Regions from separate parts of the Homo sapiens genome. Here region 1 is linked to region 2. A link is an interaction called in ENCODE POLR2A ChIA-PET data of the cell type or tissue named here. Cell type or tissue: OCI-LY7. All regions are shown on one strand. Links, peaks and the distances in the headings refer to the core of each region. The heading gives the core; the rest is flanking DNA.

Region 1 (15,337 bases), core at 6,944-9,443, 190 kb before region 2:
GGCCAATCTTGTCTCCATTGGGGCAGAACCTCTCTCCTAATCCACATCCTGGGTCACTGCTCACCCTGCGGATTGGTCCCCTTGGGTGAGGTGCCCTCTCTCAACCTAATTAGCTATTGTGGGAGCATGTGTGGAGTAAAGGGTAATTGGCATGCTAGGCTGCCCCTTTGGAAGCTGTGATGGGACAGTTAAATTAAAAGTTGAGTGTGACAGAAAAATTACCAGACATATTCAATTCACAGCCCTAACTTCCACACCTTCTACCCAAGAGACTTTGTATGTCACTCAATATTGTTCAGCTTCAGGCTGGGCATGGTGGCTCACGCCGGTAATCCTAGCACTTTGGGAGGCCAAGGCGGGCAGATCACTTGAGGTCAGGAGTTCGAGACCAGCCTGGCCAAAATGGCGAGACCCCCGTCTCTACTAAAAATACAAAAATTAGCCAGACATGGTAGCACGTGCCTGTAGTCCCAGCTACAGGGGAGACTGAGGCAGGAGAATCGCCTGAACCCATGAGGTGGAGATTATGGTGAGCCGAGATTGTGTCTATGCACTTCAGCCTGGGCAACAGAGCGAGACTCTGTCTCAGAAAAAAAAAAAAAATCTTCAGTTCCCTTATCTGTAAAAAGGGTGTGCAAATCCTCATGGCAGTTTGCTGTGAGGAGAAAAGGAGTGAGCAGAACATTGAGCCTGCACATGGCAGGTGCTCAGTGAAGAAAAGCAACTACAGTTAACATTCAGACAGAAAGCTGAGTGCTTCATTTACATTTTATCATCTCAATTCTCCAAGCAAGAGTTCCACTATGTTTCTGAAATCTGAATTTCCTGTTGATCAAAAAGCTTATATATGAGGAACGAAGTAGAGTTTTGTCTTTAAATACACCATACTTACTCATTTTTATAAAATAATCTCAACTTATTTTAGGTTAAGAGGGTACATGTGCAGGTTTGTTACCTGGCTATATTGCATGATGCTGAGGTTTAAGGTATGATTTATCTCGTTACCCAGGTACTGAATATAGCGCCTAATATAGTTCATTTTTCAACCCTTGCCCCACCCCAGTAGTCTCCAGTGTCTATTGTTGCCATCTTTATGTCCATAAGCACCCAACATTTAGCTCCCATTTATAAGTGAGAACATGCAGTATTTGGTTTTCTGTTTCTGCATTAATTTGCTTAGGATACTGGTCTCTAGCTGCATCCACGTTGCTGCAAATGACATGCTTTCATTCCTTTTTTTTTTTTTGACAGAGTTTCACTCTCGTTGCCCAGGCTGGAGTGCAATGGTGCAATCTTGTCTCACTGCAACCTCCGCCTCCTGGGTTCAGGCGATTCTCCTGCCTCAGCCTCCTGAGTAGCTGGGATTACAGGCATGCTCCACCATGCCCGGCTAATTTTTGTATTTTCAGTAGCGACAGGGTTTCTCCATACTGGTCAGGCTGGTCTTGAACTCCTGACCTCAGATGATCCACCCTCCTCAGCCTCCCAAAGTGGTGAGATTACAAGTATGAGACACTGCACTCAGCCATTTCATTCCTTTTAATGGCTGTGTAGTATTCTGTGGTGTATACGTACCACGTTTTCTTTATCTGCTCCATTGTTGATGGGAACCTAGGTTGATTCTATGACTTTGCTATTGTGAATCGCACTGCGATGAACATATGAATGAATGTGTTTTTTTGGTAGAACAATTTATTTTATCTATTTATTTATTTTGAGATGAAGTTTTCACTCTTGTTGCCCAGACTGGAGTGCAATGGTGTGATCTCAGCTCACCGCAACCTCTGCCTCCCAGATTCAAGCGATTCTCCTGCCTCAGTCTCTTGAGTAGCTGAGATTACAGGCATGCGCCACCATGCCCGGCTAATTTTGTATTTTTAGTAGAGACAGGGTTTCTCCATGTTGGTCAGGCTGGTCTCGAACTCCCAAACTCAGGTGATCTGCCTGCCTTGGCCTCCCAAAGTGCTGGGATTACAGGCATGAGCCACTGTGCCCAGCCTATTTTTTTTTTTAATATATACCCAGTAGTGGGATTGCTGAGTTGAACAGTAGTTCTAAGTTCTTTGAGAAATCTGCAGACTGTTTTCTACAGTGGTTGAACTAATTTACATTCCCACCAACAGTGTATAAATGTTAGTGGGAATGTAAATTAGTTCTCTGCAGCCTCGCCAGCATCTGTTATTTTTTGACTTGTAATTGATAGCCATTCAGACTGGTGTGAGATGGTATCTCATTGTGGTTTTGATTTGCATTTTTCTGATGATTAATATGATAGGCATTTTTTCATATTTTTTTTTGGCCACTTGTATGTCTTCTTTTGAGAAGTGACTGTTCATATCTTTTGTCCACTTTTTTTTTTTTTGACACGGAGTCTTGTTTTGTTGCCCAGGCTGAAGTGCAGTGGCACAATCTCAGCTCACTGCAACCTCTGCCTCTCAGGTTCAAACAATTCTCCTGTCTCAGCCACTTAAGTAGCTGGGATTACAGGCATGCGCCACCACGTCCCACTAATGTTTGTATTTTTAGTAGAGATGGGGTTTCACCATGTTGGCCAGGCTGGTCTCGAACTCCTGACCTTGTGATTCACCCGCCTCGGCCTCCCAACGTGCTGGGATTATAGGCATGATCCACTGTGTCTGGACTTTTGTCCACTTTTTAATGGGGTTGTTTGTCTGATGCATACTTTGCAAATATTTTCTCCCATTCTATAGGTTGTCCGCATGCTCTTGATAGGTTTTTTTTTTTTGAGACGGAATTTCTCTCTTGTTTCCCAGGCTGGAGTGCAATGGCGCGATCTCGGCTCACTGCAACCTCCGCCTCCCAGGTTCAAGCGATTCTCCTGTCTCAGCTTCCTGAGTAGTTGGGATTACAGGCATGCACCATCACGTCTGGCTAATTTTGTATTTTTAGTAGAGACGGGATTTCTCCATGTTGGTCAGGTTGGTCTCAAACTACTAGCATGATCATGGCTCACTGCAGCCTTGACCTCCTGGGCTCAAGTGATCCTCCCACCTCAGCCTCTTGAGTAGCGGGACCACAGGCATGTGCCACTATACCCAGCTAATTTTAAAAATGTTTTTATAGAGATGGAGTATCCCTATGTTGCCCCAGCTTATACTTCTCAGCTTAAGCAATCCTCCCACCTTGGCATCCCAAAGTGCTGGGATTATAGGCATGAGCCACTGCACCCAGGCTGCAATTGCTGTTGAGAACTTAGTCATAAATTGTTTCCGAAGGGTGATGTACAGAATAGTGTTTCCTAGCCTTCCTTCCTCTCCCCTCCCCTCCCCTTTCCTTCCCTTCTTTTTTTCAGACAGGGTCTTTCTCTGTCACCTACGCTGGAGTGCAGTGGTGTGATTTGGGCTCACTGCAGCCTTGACCTCCTGGGCTCAAGTGATCCTCCCATCTCAGCCTCACAAATAGCTGAGACTATAGGTGCATGCCACCACATCTGGCTAATTAAAAAAAATTGTTTTTTTTGTAGAGACAAGGTCTTATGTTGCCCAGGCTGGTCTCAACCTCCTGGGCTCAAGTTATCCTCCTGCTTTAGTCTCCCAAAGTACTGGGATTACAGGCGTGACTTACTGCACCCAGCCTGGTCTGGGATTCTTATAGTTTGAGGTCTTACATTTAGATCTTTAATCCATCTTCAGTTAATTTTTTTATGTGGTGAAATATAGGGGTTCAGTTTCATTCTTCTGCATATGGCTAGCCAGCTATTACATCCAGCACCATTTATTGAATAGGGAGTCCTTTCCCCATTGCTTAATTTTGTCAACTTTATCAAAGATCAGATGTAGGTGTGCAGCTTTATTTCTCGGTTCTTCACTTTGTTCCTTTGGTCTATATGTCTGTTTTTGTACCAGTACCATGCTGTTTTGGCTACTGTAGCCATATAGTATAGTTTAAAGTCAGGTAATGTGATGCCTATAACTTTGTTCTTTTTACTTAGAATTACTTTGGCTATTTGGGCTCTTTTTCGGTTTTATATAAATTTTAGGATAGTTTTTTTTTTTCTAATTCTGTGAAAAATGGCATTGGTAGTTTGATAAGAATAGCATTGAATCTGTAAATTGCTTTGGGCAATATGGCCATCTTAACGATATTGATTCTTCCAATCCATGAACATGGGATGTTTTTCCATTTGTTTGTGTCATCTGTGATTTCTTTCAGCAGTGTTTTGTAGTTTTCCTTGTAGAAGTCTTTCACCTCCTTGGTTAGATGTATTCCTAAGTATTTTACTTATTTATTTTTTGTGGCTATTGTAAATGAAATTACATGCTTGATTTGGCTTTCAGCTTGAACATTATTGGTGTAGAAAAATGTTACTGATTTTTGTACATTGATTTTGTGTCCTGAAACATTGCTGAAGTCATTTATCAGTCCCAGGAGCCTTTTGGCAGTCTTTCTAATTCAATAAACATTTATAGAAGACCCACTACATGCAAAGCTTAAAGAACATGAGGCCGGGCATGGTGGCTCACGCCTGTAATCCCAGCACTTTGAAAGGCTGAGGCGGTGGATCACCTGAGGTCAGGAGTTCGAGACCAGCCTAGCCAACATGGCGAAATCCCATCTCTACAAAAATACAAAAACTAGCCAGATGTGGTGGTGCGTGCCTGTAATCTCAGCTACTTGGGAGGCTGAGGCAGGAGAATTGCTTGAACCTTGGAGACGGACGTTGCAGTGAGCTGAGATTGTGCCACTGCACTCCAGCCTGGGTGACAGAGCGAGACTAAAAAAAAAAAAAAAAAAATCACCTTAGCCACTCAGAGTGCAAAGTGAAGAGAAAGTGCCTGAAATTTTAGAGCTTACAGGAGATGTGACAGTGTCTAATGCAATCGGTAATAATTTGGAAAGAGTTCAATAAAGTATTTTTATCAAATGCAGAGTTGCCAAAAATCTGCCTTCTGCAAACCCATCCTCCACACTGTTTCTGGAATGGTTGCTAGGTGCTAGTTATATCAAAAACAAAGACTCACTCACTCAAACCTTTTTAAGAGAAAAAGGGTTTGTGGCAAGTTCACATGGACTGGACCTGGATCTAAGGCTGGTCTAGGGCCAGTTCTTCTGTCTGGATCTCGTGGTCTTCATGCTCCCACTATAGTAGCCTGGCCTCCTCCCTTTACCCAATGGACAGTGTTGTCTTTCTTTCTTTCTTTTTTTGAAACAGTCTCACTCCTGTTGCTTGGAGACTGGAGAGGCTGGAGAGCGTGGTGCAATCACAGCTCACTGCAGCCTGGACCTCCTGGGTTTAAGTGATCCTCCCATCTCAGCCTCCCAAGTATCTGGGACCAAAGGCATGTGCCACCATGCCTGGCCCAATGTTGTCTCATCCTTGTAAACTTCAACATGGAAGGAGCCAGGCTGGCTGGCTTTGTAATGACCATAGTCCCTATTGACCAGAACCATCCTTTCAGGCCACCTCAAGGTCCTGCCCTGGATCAGATCCTCTGGTCCCTCTTCTCTGATTATGGTCAACCATGTCCAGCTCAGTCCAGGGCAGCTTCCCAGAGCAGGGGCTGTGGGCAGGTTGGCTTCATGTAGAAGGGGAAGTTGGTGTCTAAAGTCCTGTATCCACCTGACAGACAGGTTCAAGATATATTTTTTAAGACAGAAATTATGTCATGGGGCCAGGCGTGGTGGCTCATGCCTGTAATCCCAGCACTTTGGGAGGCCGAGGCAGGTGGATCACTTGAGGTCAGGAGTTCAAGACCAGCCTGGCCAATATAGCAAATCCTTGCCTCTACTAAAAATGCAAAAATTAGCTGGGCATGGTGGCTCATGCCTATAGTCCCAGCTACTCAGGAGGCTGAGGCAGGAGACTCACTTAAGCCTGGGAGGCAGAGGTTGCGGTGAGCCGAGATTGTGCCATTGCACTCCAGCCTGGGCGACAGAGCGAGACTCTGTCTCAAAAAAAAAAAAAAAAAAAAAAGAGAGAAATGAATAAATAAATAAATTATGTCACGGTACCTCTTTCTCATCATCCTTTGTTTTTTCTTTTTCTGGGTTTTTCACCCATCACCTATGGTTATAGTTTCCAATCAACGATACTTGGGGTGATGCTTTTTGACTCCACCAAATCAGTGGCCTGAAGAATAGAACCAAGAGCTTGCTTCCTTTTATTTTTAAAGCAGAGGTCCCAAAGTCTTAAAATGCATCTTATTCATTTTCAGTGGCTAGCATGCTGGCTGGCAGAGCTGACAGCCAGTAAATGTTTGATGAAAACAGAACAAAACAATAAGGCTTTATTAATCTATCATAACATGATAGACTAAGTAGGTGAAAACCTCCGTCTGCTTCCTTGTTCTGAAAAAATCTTCCTCATTTCCATTCTGTTTTCTTTAATTCTCCACTTGAGGGCCACTGATAGCTCAGCCCGGGGCTGCCCAGGCCGTTTTCCTCATCTTGCCCTCAGCACAGGTAGAGATACAGAAGGGATCAAAGCCCAGATCCTTCTCTGTCCTCACACCTGCACATACCTGCTCAACACACTCAAGTCTGTAAAATCATCCTACATCTATTAGCCTACAGCCAGCAAAATCCAGAATTGGGGTAAGTGGGCTCCCTAATGGAAACATAACTTACTGGAGCGTGGTTCTACAGGAAGATAATGTGGAGCACTTTGCATCTCCTTCCGAAGCATCACCTTCGTATCTTCCCCAAGAATAGTGGGGATGAAAGAACCCAACAGAAATCAGTTTCTCCAGAGTGATCTGTGAAAATACAGTGTCGATAATGATAACCTTTTATTTACAAAGTCTTTCAGGGCCAGGCATAGTGGCTCATGCCTCTAATCCCAGCGCTTAGAGAGGCTGATGCAGGAGGATGGTTTGAGCGCAGGACATCAAGGTTACAATGAGCTATGATTATGCCACTGCACTCCAGCCTGGGCAACAGAGGGAAACCATATTTCAAAAAAAGAAAAAAGAGGCCGGGCGCGGTGGCTCACGCCTGTAATCCCAGCACTTTGGGAGGCCGAGGCGGGCGGATCACGAGGTCAGGAGATCGAGACCATCCCGGCTAAAATGGTGAAACCCCGTCTCTACTAAAAATACAAAAAGTTAGCCGGGCGTAGTGGCGGGCGCCTGTAGTCCCAGCTACTTGGGAGGCTGAGGCAGGAGAATGGCGTGAACCCGGGAGGCGGAGCTTGCAGTGAGCCGAGATCCCGCCACTGCACTCCAGCCTGGGCGACAGAGCGAGACTCCGTCTCAAAAAAAAAAAAAAAAAAGAAAAAAAAAGGCTTTGGTGGCCCTGCATTGATTAAATGGCAAACTTCACAGCTCTGTACCTTTCCACGTGCTAGAGTACCACCTTCCTTCTCTAACTGGGAAACTTGTTACCATCCTGTCCTCCTGTCCTCCAAGACTAAGCTGGCTGTTCTGGGCTTCCCTCCTAGGCTCTCCAGGAAGGACTGGCCCTGGTGTTCCTTTTGTTGTTGCTGTTTTTAATTGAGATGGGGTCTCACCATGTTGCCCAGGCTCGTCTCAAACTCCTGGGCTCAAACGATCCACCCACTTCAGCCTCCCAAAGTGCTGAGATTACAGGTATGAGCCATTGCACCCAGCCCATGGTGTTCCTTTTGTACCCGCGGGCACAGCATCAGCCACAGGGCCCTACTGTTAGATCAGCAAGATGGCAGGTCTGGTCCCATGGCTGACTTGCTGTGTTACTGTGCATAAATTATTTAACACCTCTGTGCCTTGGTTGCCTTATTTGATAGCGACGTAGAACTTCTGATATGTTGGATAATATGAATGAAATACTTAGAATGGTGCCTGGCACACGGTAAGCATGGACTAAATGGTAGCTCTCATTCGAGTATCTACCATAGTTTTTAACATGGGATAAGAAAGCATCAGTGAATTTCTTCTGGAATAACTGTGTAATCATAGGTTTTCTCTAAGTAAGTTAGTGGTGGAACTCAGAAAACAAAAACAGAAACAAACCCAGGGCAACTGCTTTTTAAATCAGGGTTTCCAACTTTTCCCACCTGTAGGAGTTGTGCTTTTAGCACAAGGAGACCCTACCTTCCGTTCAACAAGACGGCAAAGGCCCTAATGCGGTTGCTTATAGGTGTCAGGCTCTCGTTATTCTTTTTTTGAGACAGGTATTTTAGTAAAACTATGGGATGCAGTAGGAATGATTTGCATTTTAATAGGCTTGGTCATAAAAAGTATTCTTCTGGCTGGGCGTGGTGGCTCACGCCTGTAATCCCAGAACTTTGGGAGGCCAAGGTGAGCAGATCACCTGAGGTCAGGAACTCGAGACTAGCCTGGCCAACATGGTGAAACCCCATCTCTACTAAAAATACAAAAATTAGCTGGGCGTGATGGTATGTGCCAGGAATCCTAGCCTACTGGGGAGTCTGAGGCAGTAGAATCGCTTGAACCTGGGAGGCGGAGGTTGCAGTGAGCCGAGATCATGTCATTGCACTCCAGCCTGGGCAACAAGAGTGAAACCCCATCTCAAAGAAAAAGAAAAGAAGTATTCTTCTTCCTGTGCCTTCCCTTTCCCTAGAACACAAGCTGAGATTTGAAGTTAGTCAAATTTTCACTGTCCTTCTGACCTTAGGAGAAATAAACCATGGAGATGAGCTCAGTTTTCAAGTTGTCTAGTTCCTGTGAAATTATAATGGGTAGGTTTGGCTCTAGAAGAACTGTCAGTTGAGGCATCCTTTTTTTTTTTTTTCCTACAGTATGGCTAATAATGGCAGTTTTTAAAATTGAAGCTAAAACACCTAGAATTAAGATTTTGGCAGAACACACTGAGACATTCCATGGTTTTGGACATTTTAACTATATGCCTTGATAAAATGTTCACTTCTCACTTAACAGATTTTAAAAGCAAGAGGTGGAAATAAATGGTAGAAATCAAAGTTATATGACAAGTGTACTTCAAATGCTTCTCCTCCAATTAATTTTAAAAGCAAAATTAGGATTAAAAAAAAGGATGAGGCTGGCATGGTGGCTCATGCCTGTAATCCCAGCACTTTGGGAAGTCGAGGCAGGTGGATCACCTGAGGTCAGGAGTTTGAGACCAGCCTGGCTAACATGGTGAAACCCCATCTCTACCAAAAATACAAAAATTAGCCAGTCTCAGAACCTGGTCTCAAATAAATAAATAAATATTTAAAAATTAAATACAATTTAAAAAGTGTTACTATGTGCAAATTGATGTTGAAAATTATACTGCTGCTTAAAGCAGTGGTTGCTTTATTTGGGACAATTTTTGTTTCCATTTAATCCATAATCATTCTAGTCCCAGTTCTTACACTCCTCCTTACCACTGGCCCTGCTTGCCTTAGTTCCCTTCCATCCACTGATCTCATGTGGCATGATATGTTTGTCTGTTATCCTTATAGAAAACTTGGGTTTTATCATAATAGCTATTCATCAGTCACCTTCTATTGTTATTCTAATTGTTCATGGAAATTCAAAGCATAATATTTCTTTAAAGATTGATCCATTCCCAGTGCCTACTTCTTTCCTTTATCTCAAGTGAAACAAAGATTCTAGTTTTAGACTAATAAGAAAAATGCGCCAGGTGCGGTGGCTCACATCTGTAAGCCCAGCACTTTGGGAGACTGAGGCAGGTGGATCATGAGGTCAAGAGATCGAGACCATCCTGGCCAACATGGTGAAACCCTGTCTCTACTAAAAATACAAAAATTAGGTCTGGGCGCGGTGGCTCACGTCTGTAATCCCAGCATTTTGGGAGGCCAAGGCGGGCGGATCACGAGATCAGGAGATCGAGACCATCCTGGCTACATGGTGAAACCCCGTCTCCACTAAAAAAAAAAAAACACACACACACAAAAAATTAGCTGGGTGTGGTGGCAGGCGCTTGTAGTCCCAGCTACTCGGGAGGCTGAGGCAGGAGAATGGCTTGAACCATTGCAAATGGCAGGGTTTGCAGTGAGCCGAGATCGCGACACTGCACTCCAGCCTGGGCAACAGAGTGAGACTCCGTCTCAAAAAAAAAAAAAAAAAAAAAAATTAGCCAGTCGTGGTGGCGCGTGCCTGTAGTCCCAGCTACTCGCGTGCCTGAGGCAGAAGAATTGCTTGAACCCAGGAGGAAAAAAAAAAAAAAGATAGCTTTAGGCCAGGCATGGTGGCTCAAGCTTATAATCCCAGCACTTTGGGAGGCCGAGGCAGGTGGATCATGAGGTCAGGAGTTCGAGACCAGCCTGGCCAACATGGTGAAACCCGGTCTCTACTAAAAATACAAAAATTAGCTGGGCATGGTGGCAGGAGCCTGTAATCCCAGCTACTCGGGAGGCTGAGGCAGGAGAATCATTTGAACTTGGGAGGCAGAGGTTGCAGTGAGCCGAGATCACACCATTGCACTCCATTCTGGGCAACAGGGCGGGATTCTGTCAAAGAAAAGAAAAGAAAAGACAGAAAGAAAGGAAGGAAGGGAGGGAAAGAAGCAAGCAAGCAAGCAAGCAAGCAAGCAAGCAAGCAAGCAAGCTTCAACCAGCCCAGGAAGTTTTAAAAAAATTAGCCCGGCATGGTGCAACACACCTGTAGTCCCAGCTACTTGGGAGGCGGAGGTGGGAGGGTCACTTGAGACCGGGAGGTCAAGGTAGCAGTTAGCCTGATTTTGCCACTGCACTCCAGCCTGGGCGACAGAGCGAGACTCCGTCTCAAAAAAAAAAAAAAAAAAAAAAAAATTAATTAATTAATTAATTAATTAAAAGAAAGATGCTTCAGAGAGAGTGAGAATATCTAAGAGAAATTCTCTCTTAATAAGTATCTTTAGAAAGTTTCCCCAAATTATGCAACTGATAAACTTTTTTTCCCCCAGCAAAGCTCAATATTAGAACAAAAGATGCAGACAAGTCAGATACCTAATGTTAAAAGATGCCTGTATAATGAACAATAATGAAAATAGTGGCCAGGCACAGTGGCTCACTCCTGTAATCCTGGCACCTTGGGAGGCAGAGGCAGGCAGATCACTTGAGACCGGGAGTTCGAGACCAGCCTGGCCAACATGGTGAAACCCCATCTCTACTAAAAATATTAAAATAAATAAAAATTTTAAAAAACAAAGCAAATGGCTGGGTGCAGTGGCTCATGCCTGTAATCCCAGGACTTTGGAAGGCCAAAGTGGGTGGATCACCTAAGGCCAAGAGTTCGAGACCAGCCTGACCAATATGGTGAAACCCCGTCTCTACTAAAAATACAAAAATTAAAATTAGCTGGGTGTGATGGCAGGCGCCTATAGTCCCAGCTACTTGGGAGGCTGAGACAGGAGAATTGCTTGATCACGGGAGGTAAAGGTTGCAGTGAGCCAAGATCACGCCACTGTTCTCCAGCCTGGGCAAGAGAGAGACCCCGTCTCAAAAAAAAAAAAAAAAAAAAGGTAAAGTATTTATGTTACCTTAAGATATTATAAAAATGAAACTGCAGGGCACGGTGGCTCACGCCTGTAATCCCAGCACTTTGGGAGGCCGAGGCGGGAGGACTGCCTGAGCTCAGGAGTTCGAGACCAGCCTGGGCAACACGGTGAAACCCCATCTCTACTAAAGTACAAAAAATTAGTCAGGCGTAGCAGTGTGCGCCTGTAATCCCAGCTACTCAGGAGGCTGAGGCAAGACAATTGCTTGAACCTGGGAGGTGGAGGTTGCAGTGAGACGAGATCACGCCACTGCACTCCAGCCTGGGCGACAGAGCGAGACTGCATCTCAAAAAAAAAAAAAAGAAAGAAAAAGAAAAAAATTTTGGCTGGGCGAAGTGGCTCACCTCTGTAATCCCACCACTTTGGGAGGCCAAGGCAGGTGGATTACGAGGTCAGAAGTTCAAGACCAGCCCGGCCAACATGGTGAAACCCCATCTCTACTAAAAATACAAAAATTAGCTGGGTGTGGTGGCACGTGCCTGTGATCCCAGGTACTTGGGAGGCTGAGGCAGAATTGCTTGAACCTGGGAGGTAGAGGTTGCGGTGAGCCAAGGTCATGCCACTGCACTCCAGCCTGGGCTACAGAGCGAGACTCCATCTCAAAAAAATAAAAATAAAAATAAGACAAATGTTAAAGGCACATAAAAGGCTCTTTTTTTTTTTGACTTTTCTGAATTTTATTACCTTTTCTCTAAAAGTTAACTTTTTTGCAAATGGCTATTAATGTCATATACCAGTAGAGGGCGATAAAACATTACTTTTTAGTATTATCTTAAAACTACTTTTACCAGAGTGGAAAAAGAATTTTTGGATAACTTTTCTTTTGCCCCTTCACAAAAGAAAACGATCGAAGACACTAGCAAGATGGAGAAACATAGTTCAATGGGAAGATCAAAAGTAACAGACAGATTACCATGACCTAAATTTGCAGAAGGGAGAATCATCATCTGTGTAAAAACTATAGTGACAGCTCTGTTTAGATTGGTTTATGTCTCAGGGAGACCGCCTTTTGTGCTAGCTCTCTGACACTGCATAACAACTGTGGGCAATTACGTATGGAAATCCTTCAAGCTGAAACAAATTGCAAAACTTAAGTGCACTTAGTCTGTTGTACCTTTTGTGGATCTAGAATACGTAACTTTAAAAATCTAGATTGTAATAGCTTCTAGATAGATGACAGTTTGGGCGTGAACCATTTAGCCATCCACTTGTGGTATGGCAGGAGTATATGGTGAGGAGTGGCCAGCTAACATTCTCAGGGGTCGGGGTGCCATGTTTACGTGGGCAGGCTTGATTCCTGGAAGCCGAGCTCATTTACCAGAAGAGCAGCCAATACCATGAATAAATCTGGTCCTGAAAAAGTAAATGCTCTGTTTCTTGGATTATTTATTTATATCAGATGGAGGGGGACAAGAAAGCTTATGCCTTTCCCTGTGGCCATGCAGCGCATGTGAGAATGTGCACTATGGCCGGCGCGGTGGCTCACGCCTGTAATCCCAGCACTTTGGGAGGCCGAGGCAGGTGGATCACCTGAGGTCAGGGGTTTGAGACCAGCCTGGCCAACATGGTGAAACCACATCTCTACTAAAAATACAAAAAAAAAATTAGCCAGGCATGGTTGGGGGCGGGTGCCTGTAATCCCAGCTACTTGGGAGACTGAGGCAGGAGAATTGCTTGAACTCGGGAGATGGAGGTTGCAGTGAGCCCAGATCATGCCATTACACTCCAGCCTGGGCGACAAAAGTGAAACTCTGTCTCAAAAAAATGTAAAAAAAAAAAAAAAAGAGAGAGAGATAGAATGTGCACTGTATTTAGCCTAGCCTGTGGCATTTTGTTTTGCAAATTTTAGTAGTATGGAAGTAAACTATCAGCATAAGAAAAAAGAAAATTCCTATGGCTCTGAATATGTTAGGATTTCTATCAAACACAGGGCCCAGCCCAGCCAGTTCCCAGTGGGGTAGGCTCGGCCCTTGGTCCCTACCAACACATTGACTGCTCTCCCCACAAGGTGATTTCACTGCACTGGACACAAGATGAGATGGTTTAGATGCTGGCACTGGAGCAGCTGCAGTAATGTGAGCTGAAAGGAATGCAGTTGTATGTCGAGAGTGCCAATTTCCAAAGCAGGTTCTTGAAAGGCTGTTTCTCTTCGTATGGTGAGGGACCTGTGCTGTTATCAAGACTAGGAAGGAAGGAGATTCATTAAATGTCATCATCAGCCTGAACAGGTGGTTGGCAAAGGAACGGAAAGCACGGAGATGAAGTTTTAGAGATCGGGGTGATTGCTGGCAACTAACATTATCAACTGTGATTCCAAGAGGCCCCAACTGTGGGAGGCCTGGAGGAAGCCACAGAGGTTATCTGGAGGGCCAGAGCTTACAATCTGGTTGGACTGGATCCAGCTGAATCCATCTGAGGCCAGCTCCAGGAAAGGCAGGTCTGGTATCAAGATGTACAGCAGACCATGGTGGGTGGGGAGCTCAAATTGTACTTACGGGCAACTGGGTGTGGGGAGGAGGGTTGTATGGCTCTGCAAGCATAGACCAGATCCTATGGCTATCCCCACATGAGATAGCGGGAGGATATCCTATGGGAGTTAGCCATAGGATCTGGTCTAAGCTTAACTTGAATTTCAATAGGCTGCCTTTTCTTTTCAATGAGCCCTCCTCACGAATACTTTGCATCCAAAAACTTTCTCCTTCTAATGTTCTAAGGGCTGCCAGCTGCCTCGGGCAGGCTCTCCAGAAGCCTAGGGAAGAGATACAGGGGTCAGGGAAGCATGAGTTGGGACCTCTTTTTTCTCCTATTCTTACCTGTGTTCAGCCTGGTTTACTGAAAGCAAGAGGTAATGAGCCTTTGTGGATGGGTGTGGCTGAATCATTGTGCGTTACCGATACAAGATGATCTGGAAGAAGCCCCTGATGGAACCTAAGGCCCTGGTGGAGTTTCTTTGAATATCATCAGAGGGAACTTGAGACCCGAGATACAGAGGGGACTGCAAACAGGCCTGCAGTGCCTGGGGCTGATTCCACAGGCAAGCACCTGTATCATTATCTCAGGCGACCCCCACAGCAGGAAGATATTATTATGCCAAGTACTCAGATAATGAAACTGCCTGGAGGAATAAGGAGTAGAGCCTGAATTTGAATTTACCACTTTGTCCTGCTGAGTGGTTGGTGAGGGAGGGGTAATAAGCATTAGAGCTATTAACTAAGGAAGCAGCATGGATTACTGGTTAGAAGCAAAGCCGTGGCTCTAGCCTGCCTGGGTTTGTATCCCAGCTGTGCAAGTAACCAACCTCCCTGTGCCTCAATTTCCAATCACACCTGCCCAGTAGGGTCTTGTGAAGATTAAATGAGTTTATATAGAAAAGTGCTTAGAGGCTGGGTGCGGTAGCTCACGCCTATAATCTCAGCACTTTGGGAGGCCAAGGCTGGCAGATCACTTGAGGTCAGGAGTTTGAGACCAGCCCGGCCAACATGGTGAAACCCTGTCTCTACTAAAAATACAAAAGTTAGCTGGGCGTGGTGGCATGTGCCTGTAATCCCAGCTACTCGGGAGGCTGAGGCAGGAGAATTGCTTGAACCCGGGAGGTGGAGGTTGCAGTGAGTCGAGAGTCGAGATCGCGCCACTGCACTCCAGACTGGGCGACAGAGCAAGACTCCATCTCATTAATAAATAAATAAATAAATGAATAAATAAATAAATAAATAAATAAATAAGCTTAGAACAATACCTGGCACATAGTAAGTCAGTTTTCCTGTATGGTGCTGACTGTGCCGCTTTGTTAAACAACTACGCATTAGAAGAGTGGGTTTGGTTGAGACTGCCTCTAAAATTAGTGCTTTATTTGCTTAACTGCCTCCCTGAATTAGGGTCCTTTCATTCCTCATTTGAATGTTAAAAACCTAACCTATGTTTGGAAAAACATAAT
Region 2 (15,337 bases), core at 5,657-8,156:
TGGCTGTAACTTTGTGTCCATTAGCCAACCTCTCCCTATCCTCCCTTCCCCACTACCATTCCCACCCTAATCTCCACAACTCTACTCTCTGCTTCTCTAAGCTCAATCTTTTTTTTTTTAAATATGGAATTTATTTTTCTGTGCCTAACTTATTTTACTTAAAATTATGTCCTCCAGGCTTATTCACATTGCTGCCAATGACAAGATTTCATTCTTTTTTTTTATGACTGAATACTATTCCATTGTGTATATATACCCTGTTTTCTTTATCCACTCATCTGTTGGTGGACACTTAGGTTGCTTCCAAATCTTGGCTATTGTGAATAGTGCTGCAGTAAACATGGGGGTGTAGGTATCTCTTCGGTATATCAATTTCCTTTCTTTAGGATAAATGCCCTGGGGAGTATCTTAAAGATGGTGTTCACTTTGTTATTAACAGATATGTTCCCTGCCATCTTCTTAGCTACTGAAAAAAAGTGGATGCCTGGTCCAGTGGACTAAGCAGGTCTGGCATGGAGCTTCTAGTTCTAGCCTGACCACCCTCACTCACAGGCTGTGGGATTAAATCCAAGATACTTGATGATCCATTGTATTAGTCTGTTCTCACGCTGCTAGTAAAGACATACCCAAGACTGGGTAATTTGTAAAAAGAGATTTAATTGACTCACAGTTCTGCAGGGCTGGGGAGGCCTCAGGAAACTTACAATTATGATGGAAGGGAAAGCAAATACGTCCTTCTTCACATGGCCGCAGCAAGGAGAAGTGCCAAGCAAAGGGGGAAAAGTCTCTTATAAAAACATCAGATCTTGTGAGAAGTCACTCACTACCATGAGAACAGCATGGAGGTAATCGCCTCCATGATTCAATTACTTCCCACTGGGTCCCTCCCACAACACATGGGGATTATGGGAACTACAATTCAAGATGAGATGTGGGTGAGGACACAGCCAAACCATATCATCCATGGTGCAGAAGACTCATGCATTTGAGACAATTTGCCTCCTACCTAGCAGGGATGTAATGGGATTTAATATAGGTGAAAGTGATTTTTAGTCTCTCTATTGGAAGATGTAAGCCAATAGATGATGTGGCTCTTTATGTCCTAAAACTTGTTAAGAAAATAATTCTCCAGATTGGGCAATCAAATGCTTCTTTAAAATGATTTTTGAGATACCCCTCCCTAAAAAATAATATGACAAAGTACAAACAAAAACATGTATGTTTAGGAAAGAGTATGTAGTTTTAGGCTCCCGTTCAGCTGGTGATTTTTGCCTGTTAGTGTAAAAAGTCAGTGCCGTCCGGGGTTGATACCTGAAGGAGGGATGGGCAGAAAGCACTGAAGCTTGGGAATCAGTCCTGCCTGATGAGGATGGAGGACAGCATTTGGAGGGCAGCCTGCAGGGAAGGGAGAATCCACACAAGGATGGCTGAACTCACAGGGACAGGGCAGCGACTGCAAGGGATAGGGGAATGGCTGCTACTGGCACATTATTAGTAATCCTAACCCCTCTGCCGCTTGTTATCTCGGTGACTTTAGTCTTTTATTTTAATTTAATTTTATTTTTTTGAGATGGAGTCTCGCTCTGTCGCCCAGGCTGGAGTACAGTGGCCCAATCTCGGCTCACTTCAAGCTCCGCCTCCTGGGTTCATGCCATTCCCCTGCCTCAGTCTCCCGAGTAGCTGGGACTACAGGCGTCTGCCACCACGCCCAGCTAATTTTTTGTATTTTTAGTAGAGACGGGGTTTCACTGTGTTAGCCAGGATGGTCTCGATCTCCTGACCTCGCGATGTGCCCGCCTCGGCCTCCCAAAGTGCTGGGATTACAGGCGCGAGCCACTGCGCCCGGCCTAGCCTTTTACTTTTTAAAGCAAGTGTACATATGTTGTCTTTTTTCCCCCTTTTACTGGAAAGCTGTGGGGGGTGCAGAGATGATCTCATTACAGTCAAAGCAGTGGAGGTTCAACGAGTGCCATTGACTTGCTGAGAGAGTTACTTTACTGTGTGGATTGGGATTTGAGGCTCCTTGGCTGTGAGTTTGCTGCTTGTCTACATCTTCAGTGTCACAATAGTGCCCGGATGGCTAACATTGTTTCTAAAACATTGGCTCTTGGAGAGTTATAGTGAAAGAAACGGTTTTCGAATTGAATGATTTAAAATGCATTTGGGCATAGAGTCCTACAAATGTGCAATTTGTTCCTGCTAGTGAGCCTAGAGATTAAGGGATTTGGGTTTTTTTTTTTTTTTTTTTTTTTTTTTAGATAGAGTTTCACTCTCGTTGCCCAGGCTGGAGTGCAATGGCGTGATCTTAGCTCACTGCAGCCTCTGCCAGATTCAAGCGATTCTCCTGCCTCAGCCTCCTAAGTAGCTGGGATTACAGGCCTGTGCCACCACACCTGACTAATTTTGTATCCTTAGTAGAGATGGGGTTTCGCTATGTTGGTCAGGCTGGTCTCGAACTCTGACCTCTGTTGATCTACCCGCCTCAGCCTCCCAAAGTGCCAAGATTACAGGTGTGAGCCACCAGGCCTGGCCCTACTTTTTTTTTTTTAATCTATTTGGAGATTTAAAAAAAAGTCACCAGGAAGCCTATTATTTTTCCATGTTTCTCCCACAATGAAAATAGATTTCTGGTTTTTTTTTTATTTTTTTGAATGTGTGAGACATTCTCATTACATAAAATTTAAATAATATAAAAAAAAATAAAGAAGACAGTACAGGCATCCCAAGGTAATCACATTCAGTTTGAAGATTGGCATTTGCAGGCATGTACTCTTTGTGACTGCTTGGAGTTTCCTTGTTAAAGAAACCAAGGCTAGCAGCCTTTTATAAAGAGCAACAATCACCCTTACTTTTTTTTTTTTTTTAACAATGCAGACTTTTCCTAACACCAGTTTTACTTAATGTGCAGCACAACTGTGCTGAATACTCACCTTGTGAAGTAGAGAAAATGGGCACATATGGGGCAAGCCAGAATTCTGAAGGGGAAGGAGGTAGAGAGTTGAGGACATGCAGAAAATAGCTGGTGTGGATGCTGAAGAGGCAGTTCGGTCTGTTCAGGTCAACAAGCTTAACTTGAGTTCCTATACTGTGCCAGGCATGAGGGACACAGAAAAAGAAAAGATGCTCTCCTGCCTGCAGGGGCATGGCAGGGCAGTGATGGCAGACACTTCCGAATAATAAGGGGTGTGGTAAAGGCAAGTCTGAGTGCTGTGGAAACCAGGCTGCGGGCAGGAAGTTGCTGTAGTCCAGCTTCTGTTGGCAAGCAAGTCTTCCTGAAGGAGAAAACACCTTAATTGGATCTTGAAGGAGTTAACCTGGTGTAGGAAAGATAAGCCACGTCAGATGGAAGGAACTTTGTGGGGAATGGCATGGAGGTAGGAGTAATGTGGTGGATGAGGAAAAACCAAGCACAGTTCAGCATCATCAGAATGATGTGTGCATGTGGCATGTGCATGTGTGCACAGGTCTGTGCGTGTGTGCATGCATGTGTGCATGTGTGTGTGTGCATATGTGTATAATTGTGGGGAGGGGCTATCAAGAAAAGAAGCCAGGCTAGGGGAGGGATAGCATTAGGAGAGATACCTAATGTAGATCATGGGTCGATGGGTGTGGCAAACTACCATGGCACATGCATACCTGTGTAACAAACCTACACATTCTGCACATGTATCCTAGAACTTAAAAAAAAAAAAAGAAAAGAAGCTGAAGAGGTCAGCACGGCCAGATCAAGAGAGTCTTGAATGTGAGGGTAAAGAATGTGACTCTCATCGTGGAAACAATGGGTGAACCAGGCACATGGGAGGTTTGCATCTAGAAAAATCTCTAGGGCAGCAGGAGGGGCGCAGGGTGGATTTGTGGGGGCAAGACTGGGGATGGTGGGATGCTGTGGCCATGGTCCGGGTGAAGGGCAAGAAGGGCATAGGCAGGAACAGAGGGTTGGAAAGGAGAGGGGGATGGAGAGAGAAGGCCAGAGGCACCAGGAAGAGGGCAGCTGGAGCAGACAGGAAGAGGCTCACCCCAGGCTCTAGCGGCAGAACTCACCCCCAGGGCACCTTTCCAGAGGTCACAGCTCTGAAGATCCAGGGAAACAATTTTCCTGATTTGTTCTCAGGTAAGTAGAGGCAGTGGAGAGAAAGCTTGTTATCTTTATTGAGAAAGAGGAAAGAATGAATTGAAAAATGAATACTGGGATCTTTAGAAGAAGAATGTAGGAAAAATGTACAAAATTGACTTGACTTCTCCTTGGACCCAATTTAGAGGTTTTATAAGATAGAAGAGCTACAGAAAGAAAACTGGAGTTAAGCCTAATGGATGCCGGAGTGCACTGCCCAATTCCCCAGCTGCGGGGCGGCAGACAGCTCTCAGCTGAGTCCCTCCCTGGGATTCGCGTGGGCCAAGGTCAGATCTGCTTCCTGGGGCAGTCTGCACCCAGTGCCTGGTTGGTGTGGGGTACAAAGGCACGGTCTCCTTGACTTAACTTGGGCCATTTTCAGTGTTCCCATTGGGTACGCTGAGGCTTGAACTCTGACTGCACTGAAGTTCAACATCCCCCTGCACCCAGTCCTTTCTTTACTCCCCCACTGGTTGTGATCCACACATCACTCCTTAGGAACTGTCCTGGACCCAAGTCTGTATCTGAAGTCGGCTTCCTGAGAGCTTGATTTGCAGTGTTAGAGGAGTGAAATTAAGTGAACCCTCTAAGAGGAGGACCAAACTGGGTTCTTCTTTTCTAGGAAGATCGGTGATAAGCATTTGTCTTATCAGGGAGGTGGGCGAAGGTCTTTTCTGGGACTTTGGGGCTGGAAAAGTGGTCTGGCCAAGTCCCCAGAGAATGGGCTCTGATGTCAGAGAGACCTGAGTTTGAATTCCTGCTCCAATTGATCAACTCTGGGATTTTGAGGTCCTATCAGCTTTCTGCCCCTCAGGTGCTTCTGTAAAACAGGAATGATAGTCATACTTACGTTGCAGTCATATTTATTTTCCCAAACATCGTGGGGCCAAACAAAATGGTGCTCTTGCTGTAATTCCCAGTGCTTGGTGCGTAGTACAGTCCTCAGTGTCAAAGGAATGGCCGGTGAGCAACGTTGATAGGAGGAGTCGTTCAGGCGGCGTTGCCAGTAATCCAGGTGAAGAATGATTGGAAAATGTATTGTGGTGGAATGAGGAGGTTATTGCTGCCAGGACCTAGCTGAGCAGACTGATCCAACCCACACATATCCAATTCCTGAAATAGATCCTAGCAAGTCAGCTCAATCGAGAATGTTTTGAGTCATCCACTACAGATGAGATGCTGGCAGTGGGGACCCAGCATGTTGGCCATTTTCTGGAGAACCCTAATTTACGACTCTGTTAGTGGCTGAGTTAGAGAATTTATTTTGTGAGTTAAAGAATTTTAATTTATGTCATCATTAAGTACAGTCATGGCATAGAACAGGTGCTCAGAAGATATTTACTGAATGAAATATGTTATATAAGACACTTCAAGTGCTTTAGGGCCAGTAGAATTTATCTCATACCAAGAGTGAGATATTTAAAAAACAAAGATGATATGTCCCAGAAGTTAGCCAGATGAAAAAAAGGAATTCACTGAGACAGAATGAAGTATGTAACCCAGGAGCATTCTGAAGTCTCCCTGGGATCAGTGAGAGATAGGATGGGTAAAAGATAAGGCACAGAGAGTTCTCAATGGACTTGACCCTGCTTATCTATGCTCACAAAATGAGCTACCAGAAGGCAGAACACAAAGCACAGGTGCTCCCTAAGGAATTTCCATATTTATGTTTGAGTGGCTTTTGGTGCTATCTATCTATTATCCTGTTTATATTGGTTCCAGTTTTGCATTTCCTGAGTACACACCAGCTAATAATAAGGGGCCAGAGCCGGTTATATATTGGGGAAGCTGTCCTCCCTGGGATTAAAACTGTGGCCATGAATAATCCACAGAGAGGAGAGACTGAAAGCTCTACCCTGAGAGGAAGCGAGTCATTGTGGATATCTTTTGGATTCAGATAGTTTTCCCATCCTAGGTGAGACACCACCCTGGGGATTGGAAGTTCAAATGTCCACGGGGCAAGGCAGGTCAGATAAATGAGGAAACCGTCTGGGAAAAAAGCAAAAAAGAACGGTGCCTGTGTCCTCCAGTGGGTGGCTGGGTAAACAAACCACCGTGGACTATTACTGGCCAGTAAAAGCAACGCACTATTGATACCTGCAACAAGATGGATCAATCTACGGGGAATTACGATGAGTGAAAAAACCAACCCCAAAGGCCACATACTGCATGATTTCATTTCGATAACATTCTCCATTTGACAAAATTATAGAATTGAAGAAGAGATTAGTGTTTGCCTTTGCCTGGGGCTGAGGAGGAGCAGGATAAGGATGGGTGTGCCTATCCCGCGGGATCCTGCTGGTGACTAAACTGTCTGTGTCTTGACTGTCCTTGTCAATATCCTGGTTGTGATCTTGTATTAGAGTTCTGCAAGATGTTACAATTAGGGGGAGACTGGGTAAAAAGAACATGGGATCTCTCTGAATTATCTTGTACAATTGCATGTGAACCTACCATTATCTTAAAACAAAAATTCAATATGAAGAAGGAAGGGTGGGGACTGTGGTAAACTAGACAGCACATGACTCTTTTAAAGGGCAACTGTGTTTTTTTAGAAAACCAACATATAGTACAAACCCAAAATAACAAGCACCTCCCCGTCGACTAACCAATCAACCAACCAACAAAGAAATAAAAATATCTGTCTACCCACTTAAGCTCTCAAACTTTTTTTCTAGAGTAACCATTTTAGACGTAAATCCTTAAAAAATGTAGCACATATTCCTCCACCTTTTTAAATGTCATCTACTGAATGTAGCAAATCTTCTCAGCTGCTCATTGAATCAAGATTTCTTCATCTGCAAATCATTGATAACCTTGCTGGAAATGGCTTAACCACCAAGAGAAGGCTATTTGTATAATAAAAAGTTGGGATAGAGGATGAAGATGTTTAGGGCTGTTTGAACATTATTCTATGAAGCCCTGCTGCCGTGCTTTGTAAGTTTTAGAATTGATTTTAGGGTTTTTCTGTCTCCTCTTTTACTGCCAGGCTCATAGTAATGTTTTCTTGATACTGTCAGCATGCTTGCATGCAGCGAACTATCATTTCCTTCTCACTTACTGGGAGCTTGAAAGTGGATAACAAAACTCTCTCTCTCTCTCTCTCTCTCTCTGTGTGTGTGTGTGTGTGTAAGTAAGAGAGAGAGGAAGGGAGGGAGAGACAGAAGGAGGGAGATAGAGAGAGATTGAGTAAATAGGCATTGAGTGGGAATCGGAGGGACTGAATATTCACGCTTTTGTGTATAGTCTTTGTAACATCCCTTTTGACTACTCAAAGGCCTTATTGATTTCAAATAGTCAAGACTTCTGAGACACTGCATTTTGAGAAGGTAAAATGAAACTTAAAAGTGGAAATTGCATGTTGCTTATTTCAGACTGGCCAGAATAATACTTTTGAGAGGCAGCTTGTGAGAGGGTTAAAAACCTAGGCTCTGGAGCCAGACTGTCTGGGTTTAAATCCTGGCCCTACTTCATGCAAGCTGTGTGACTTCTTCAGGCAAGTTACCTAACCTCTCTGTGCCTCGGTTTCTTTACCTATAAACTAGAGTTGATGATAATAATACCTATCTCATAGTGTTGTTGGAATTAAATGAACTGATAGATGTAAAACATGTAGAAGGGAATCTAACACATAGGAAATGCTACATATGTTTGTAAATATGAAGCGGTAGATGTTGCCAGCCACTACTCTCCATCTTCCTGTAACTTTCTCTCCCAGCAGGTCTGGCAGATTTTTGACCATAGGTGAGGACACATGAAGCAGTTTTCTTTAGGTTCCTGGATTATTATCATTTGGCCGTATGGGAGACCCCAGCCTTCCTCTAGACCGTGTCTCCTTGGGACCCATGAATTTAGGATGTGGAAGGGAGAGTGGGAGATGCAGAAGGCTTCATGTGATTTTCCTGTGCCTGAACCTGCCATTCCTCTGTTCTCACGATGGCTCTGGATGCCCCTTCTATCCCTTCTGTCATCTGTCCCTCTAGGTGCAAGTTTTAGATTCCCTGGAGAGACCATCTGACTGGCCCAGCTTGGCCAGGCGTGGGCATCAGTTCGAGCCTGGGGAGTCTCAAGTGGTATAAGCAGTGTAAGGGGCTCACGATAGAAGGCATGGGGCAGGGATGAAGTCACTGTCCTGAGCTGGGCAGGTGCTCAGAAACGGCTCATTACATTCATGCATCAGACTAGATACTGCACTAGGGAGACCTGGGGCTGCAGTTAGCTGCTTACTAGCGGGGTGTCTTTAGGGAATCCATTTTACCACCTTATCCTTCAGTCTCCTCATTGGAAATGGGGAAGTTGGTGATACCTGTATTTCTTACCTCACCAGTCTAGGACCAGCTACATAGTTTGCCGGTTCCAGTACAAAATGAAAACATGGGACACTTTTTTCCAGCATGATTATTAAGACAGCAACAGCAGAGCATTAAACCAAGTGTGGGGTCCTTTTAAATGTAAAGTCCTAGGGAGGTTGCACACCCAAGAAGCTGCCCTGCACAAGATGGTGATAATGATCTCATGCAAAGCCATATAGCACAAGCATCATACATCTTCCGCTTGTGTGTTTCGTCATTTAATCTTAAAATGTTCTTTATTTTTATTTATTTACTTATTTTTGAGACGGAGTCTCTCGCTCTTTCACCCAGGCTGGAGTGCAGCGGCACGATCTCGGCTCACTGCAACCTCCGCCTCCCGGGTTCAAGCAATTCTCGTGCCTCAGCCTCTGGAGTAGCTGGGATTACAGGCGCTGCCACCATGCCTGGCTAATTTTTGTGTTTTTAGTAGAAGCGGGGTTTTGCCATGTTGGCCAGGCTGGTCTCAAACTCCTGATCTTAGGGGATCTGCCTGCCTCGGCCTCCCAAATTGTTGGGATTACAGGCGTGAGCCACTGGGTCCAGCCAAAATGTTCTTTAAAAGAAGGAAACTTGGCTGACACTCCGTGGAGAGGTGATATTCAGCCGATGTGCCCTGGGACAGGCTGGCCTATTGTCACATCCCTCGGAGTTGGCCGGCACCCATGCTGTTGAGATTGTGAAGCAGTTTCCAGCATCAGCCCCATGCAACACTCATCAGAGTGAAAGACAAGGGTTTCTGCTGCCTCTTGTTCTGTTCTGGCCTTCACCATGCTCAGAGGGAAGCTCCATGAGGGGACCCTGCAGGAAGTTCAAGAACGTGGCTGGGACCACAGCCTTGCGAGGTCCGTGCCTGACTGCCACCTGCCCCCACAGGCTCACCCGGCAGCCCTCCCTGGGGACCAGCATCTGGGAGGGGCTCTCCAGTGGCACCACTTGGCTCTCAGGGAAGGGAATCTGTGTTGGTCCATTTGTGTTGCTATAAAGGAATACCTGAGACTGGGTAATTTATAAAGAAAACAGATTTATTTGGCTCATGGTTCTGCAGGCTGTACATAAAGCCTGGTACCAGCATCTGCTTCTGGTGGGGGCCTCAGGAAGCTTCTGCTCATGGCAGACGGTGAAGGGGGAGCAGGCCCATGACATGGCAAGAGCAAGAGCAAGAGCAAGGGAGGGAGGAGGCGGCAGTCTCCTTTACCCAGCTAGATCTCACATGAACTCATAGCGAGAACTCACTCAATCCTGTGAGGACGGCGCCAAGCCATTCATGAAGGATCCGCCCCTACTATCCTAACACCTCTCACCAGGCCCATCCCCAACACTGGAGGTCATGTTTCAACAGGAGATTTGTAGGAGACACACATCCGAGCTATATAAGAATTCATTCCCCTGCAGAAGGGAGGGTGGCCTTTTCATCTTGAATACAAAACAAATCATTTCTACTCTACCTTCTTTTCTCACTTGAGCCCATCCAAAACTCATGATTAGGTCATCTCATTGTCCACTCGCCTAGTCCACTGCTGGACTAAGCACTGTCCTTTTCACAGGCTTCTGTCTCAGTGACAGTCTGTGACCCCCAGGGGCTGCTGTATCAATTTCTTGATCAGAAGGGGCTCTGGAAGTTCCCTTGCTTCTAGATCTTCTCTCTCCTTGCTTCTCCTTCTTATGCTCCTGGCGTCGAGGACTTATGCCAGGTTGTCTGGAGGCCCCATCTTGCTCCTGTTCCTTCTTGCCTCCCTGCAAACATATTTTGGAGTCTGGAAAAGTGTTCTTCAGTACCACAGAGCCAGTCATACCCCTACCCAACTCCCACCAACTCCCCACTTTCTGGTAAAGCTTCTCCCTAACTTTCTTCTGAGAAGTCCCTGTTAGCCACCAATGGTCTATTAGCTGACAGAATGGCCTGTAGAAGGGGAAGGAGGAAGAAGGGAGAGAAGGAGGAAAGGAACACCACCTATCCAAGGAAATTCAAGATAACTGCATTCCTCCCCTCTGAAATAATGAAGGGAGCATGTGTCTCATAATTCAGGGCAGTTCCTTCTCTTATGAGTGGCCGGCATTCCAGATCCTAAGGCAGCCGCTTGGAAATCAATACACTTTGCAAAGAAATGTTATTATGCCTCATGCTTCTCAACCCAGCCCACAGAAGCATTTTTACGATGTGGACCTGAAGCACTCCACCAATCAACCAGGTTCACAACCCCCAAACCCCTGTAACGCGGTCTCTGTGATATACTGATGAAAGCTGTGTTACATTTTGGGGTACTGGTGACAGCTAGCAGAGGGGATACCATCCTCCAGGGTGTAGCAGTTTGCATACCTAAAGATGCTTCTACCTTCTGGAAGATGCCTCCCCAGCTATGAACATCCTCATAAAGACAGTGCCTTTTTGGGGGCATACACATCCCAACGGGCAAAATATGCCCAGTGGAGGTGAAGGCTGGACTCCAAACCCAGGCTCTCCTGTGGCCCTTTGCTCACAAGAGTGTTAGAGCATCATTATTATATATATATATTTTTTTCTCAGAGAGCCCATTTTGTATGCATTCTCTGCAGCTGCAGACCTCAAGGACTTGACTGTTTTTATAATGATGATGAATAAAAGCAAAGTCTTTGAAGAAAAAAGTTCATTTTGATTTTTCAAGACAAGTCAGCAGCAGCCCCAGAGACTTTGTAGTCCTTTTTGCCCTGTGCTGCCTGCTTGGAGCTTCACATTCATGTGTTGTTTGCTGTAACTGAAAAATGCCTCAGTCTCTGGAAAGCTAAGTGGATGCAAATGGATTTGGAATTGTCAGCTTGAAACAGTCTCCAGTGGCCGGGAGCCCCAAGACAACTTTGATGGCCCTGACAGAGCCGCCCTTGTAGCTCCTCAGGAAAGCCGGCTGCCTGGCATGCTTCTTGCCATCTGTAGCTATCTGGGACCTAGCTCTCTATTTATGAGGCTGCAGGAGATGAAAGCAGAAACCACGTTAATTATTGCAAAGTGCTTTTTACTTTCAAAAGTGCTGCACTAGCGTTAATTAGTTATTCCGACTTACAACACTCTGGTGAGGTAGGTCAGATTATTACCCCTTTCTACCTTGGAGGAAATGAAGACACAGAAATTTAATGACTCCCCAGGGGACCTGGAAGAAGTTGGTCTCCTAGACAGAGTTAGGTTTTCAACGTGGTGTATCTGGCTTCCTGCCAGGGTCTGTGCCTGTTGCCACACCTTGCTGCTACAACCAGTATCCTCAGAGCTTCTTAGGCAGGGACAACTTCTGTCTACCATTATCAGAAGAAATGGGATTTTCCAGAGGCTCTGGTGGGTGGAAATAAAGGGGAAAGATTGCTGTTCCTTTTCCAGTCCACACCAAGGCAAGGAAGCTTCTTTCTTGGTCCTTCACCCCTCCGAAGAAGGCAAGGTTTGGGATGAAGGTTGCTCCTGGTCAGATGCCCCATGAGGTGGTGGAGACGGGGAGGGAGAGAGAGCATGGGGATGAGGACTGTTAGTAGTGCTTTTGTGCCAGGCATGTGCTTTCTAGATGATTTCCCATCTGCATGGATCAGAAAGCAGAGATACTGATGCAGCTGCCTTTCATTATTGGGCAGAGAGAGATTAAGTGTTGGAAAAAAATCCTTCCTTATGGCTGGGTGGCAGGGAGAGGAGACGTGGGCTTTGGAATCAGACAGCTCCCGGTTCTCATGCTGGCTGTTCAGCTCCTAGCCTCCCTCCTCATCTGTAAAATGGTGGTGATGAAGGAATTCGTAGACTTGAAGTGTCTGGCACAGACGCTGTCATCACCTTCCCCACATCCAGGATGAGTTCATTTTGGTCTTTTCACTTCAGACCCCCTACTTTCCAACAGAAATCTTTGGATGACCTTGGATTATCAGACATCCTCCAGAACTGCTATCCGCGTGCCCTCCTTATTTCTGCACAGAATTTCTGAACCTCTGGGCTGGCATGGTCCAGGTGGGGCTCACATAGACAGTGGGTTGTAAAGGAAGAACAGGCACAGGCTAAGAAAAGAGGTGGAGGAGGAAGTCGCGGTTCCACGATGGGGGAGGAGAAGAAGAGGCAGCTTTTGAAGGAGCTCCATCGCCCACCCCCAGCATCGACCCCCGACGGGGCCCCTGTGCCTCTCTTAGGGGTGGATTGTGGAGAGGAGAGAGGCGGCTGGTTCAGTTTGGGATCCCCGATACTCTAGGACAGCCCCCATCTTCCCTCGCTTCCGTGAACACAGCTCCCAAGGCGGTCTCTGCATTTGGCCACAGCGTTGCGTCTTCTAAGCTGCTGCGCCCTCTGGGAGCCGGTGGTGTTCAGTCCCACAGTGGCCAGACTGTCCTCCGTGGAGGGAGGTGAGACAAGACAGTAGGTGTTTTTGTGACCCCTGGTGCAGTGAGAGGCACCTTTCTTCTGACACAACCTGCCCGCAAGAGCCCTCACGTGGCAACTTGCCTTCCCCTTGAGGCGCCCCGGGCCACTTGTGTGCTGGGCCCCTCCCCTGTGTTAGCAGAGAAATCTCTAGTCCTTGTGGGCCGCTCACCGTGGCTCACGCCTGTAATTCCAGCACTTTGGGAGGCCGAGGCGAGTGGATCACCTGAGGTCAGGAGTTTGAGAGCAGCCTGGCCAACATGGTGAAACCCATCTCTACTAAAAATACAAAAATTGGCCAGGCGTGGTGGTGCGCACCTGTAGTCCCAGCTACTCGGGAGTCTGAGGCAGGAGAACAGCGTGAACCCGGGAGGCGGAGCTTGCAGTGAGCCGAGAACGCGCCACTGCACTCCAGCCTGGGTGACAGAGCCAGACTCCGTCTCAAAAAAAAAAAAAAAAAAAGAAAGAAATCTCTAGTCCTTGACTTGCAAAGCTTCTGTCCAGAACTGCTGGGGTTCACAACCCATGTGTCCATTAACTAGCTAGGGGATCTTGGGTACATTCCTTCATGGCTGGGTGTCTTGTTTTTAATCCACAAAATGGGAGAATAATGATATCAGTCTTGCTAGGAGGATCAAATGAGTTAAGACAGTCAAAGCACTTCAAACAGAGCTACGTTAGCTATTATGAGTATTATTGTTAACTTTAGTGTGCTGTGAGAGGGTGGACCCTGCCTGGGTTACAGGGCAGCAGGAAGCAATTTGGTTCAATTCTCTTGAATGTGGGAGAGCCAGGGGGTGGTGGGCACGCTTCTACTGCAATCTCCCTCCTTCCTTGAAAGATTTGTGTGGGTCAGTGGACAGGAAACAGATAATTCTAATAAAGGAATGGCCTCCTTGCTACTTTCTGAATAAATTCCAAATCCCTTAGCATGGCATTGAAGGCCTGCCCGGGATCTGGCCTGGACTCATCGCAATAGCTCTGGCGCACGCAGTGGGCATGGAATATGTATGTGTCTCCTGAGTATGGACCCGTGAAAGCCTTTTCTACCCTCCTCCCCCAGAGGCCACCAGCTCTGGTTTATTCTCACTGCTCCTAACACCTTGAAACTTCATGCCTCCATGCATTATTCTCTCCAAATTTCTCCTCCTAACAGGACCCATTTCCTAAGTTGCCTTTACCCTAAAGCCTTTTTTGGAGTCTTCCCCTCTTTCACCTTCAAATTAAATCACATCTTCTCTGTACTGCATTGTTTACCCCACTACCAAAGAAGTTCGAGCCTGGGCACGAGGGCTCACACCTATAATCCCAGCACTTTGGGAGGCTGAAGTGGGAGGATCATTCGAGGCCAGGAGTTTGAGACCAGCTTAGCAACACAGCCCGACCTTGTCTCTACAAAAAATAATAAAAAATAAATTAGCTGGGTGTGGTGGCGGGCACCTGTAGTCCCAGCTACTCAGGAGGCTGAGGTGGGAGGATCACTTTAGCGCAGGAGTCGAGGCTGCAGTGAGCTATGATGGCGTCACTGCACTCCAGTCTGGGTGACAGAGGGAGACCCTGTCTCAAATAAATGAATAAATAAATAAATAGATAAATTTTAAAAAAGAAGTTTGCGTGTGCGTATGTGTGCGTTCATGCATTTGGATGCATCCCAGCCACCTGTCTTTCTCCCAGCCCATCTGCCAAACAGCGCTAGAGGGATAATTCTAAAAGCACCAGTTGAGCCCTCCCCTCTGTGTTTTAACTGGCTGCTGTAATTAATGCCAGCACGTGACATTTGTTATTTTACATAACCCTCACGATCTATGAGGTGGGTATTATTATGCCCATTTTACAGATGAGAGGATGGAGGTTTAGAAAGATTCAGTATTTCTCCCAAGATTGCACCATTAGTACAAGCAGGGATTCCATTTGAGTGTGGCTGACCTCCCAAATCAAGGCCTCTGACCCTTAGCTATACAGCCTGTACTGCACTCCACGGGTCAAAAACCCAAAATGAGAAACAGCCACGCTCCTCAGCAGACGCTGAAGCCTCGGACCTGGTTTCCAGCACTGCCCTATGTGCATCATGGTCCAGCCTCATGGGTCCGTGTGTGTTACCTAGCCAGCCCATCTCTCTGGGCCTGGGCCATGGAGTTTCCTACTGCCTCTGCCTGGAATGTCCAGCTGCCCAACCACTGTGAAAACAGTGAGTTGGGTCAAGTGTTAGCTCCTTTGGGAAGCCTGCTCTGCCTCTCCCTCTCTAATCTTCGGGAATAATTAGGGGCTCCCTTCCTGTGCCCCCTCCGGTCTTCCCCAGCCCTTCCTGCGGGCAGCTGTGTGCTCACATGCCATTCCAACCCCTGGACAGTCTGTCCCCAGAGGTCGTGGGCTTTGCTGTGTTTGTCCTTGTATCTTCGAGCCTGGCTTTGGCCCTGACCACACATGTGTGGCACTGTAAATGCTGCTGAAGTAATAGAGAGTTGGGTAAATGACGATCGCTTTTCTGCCTTGCTGGCTGCAAATCCCACCTTCACAGAG

The links. Peaks named below come from ENCODE experiments on the same cell type or tissue, not always from the same donor. Only the 100,000 strongest peaks of a DNase experiment are listed, where the experiment ranks them.
Region 1: POLR2A ChIA-PET joins it to region 2 with 5 read pairs; 2 of 35 experiments call an interaction of 5 or more read pairs at or near these places.

What each region holds. Positions count from the first base shown.
Region 1 is chr13:40,679,978-40,695,314 of GRCh38, reverse strand. No RefSeq gene overlaps it. Among named protein-coding and RNA genes, the nearest start is that of FOXO1, 21 kb to the right of the region's middle. RefSeq lists enhancers at 13,112-13,876, 13,877-14,641, 14,642-15,337. In OCI-LY7, for the core only: no CTCF peak of the experiment used is centred there; no DNase peak of the experiment used is centred there.
Region 2 is chr13:40,486,500-40,501,836 of GRCh38, reverse strand. No RefSeq gene overlaps it. Among named protein-coding and RNA genes, the nearest start is that of LINC00598, 13 kb to the right of the region's middle. In OCI-LY7, for the core only: no CTCF peak of the experiment used is centred there; a DNase peak (open chromatin) is centred at 7,168.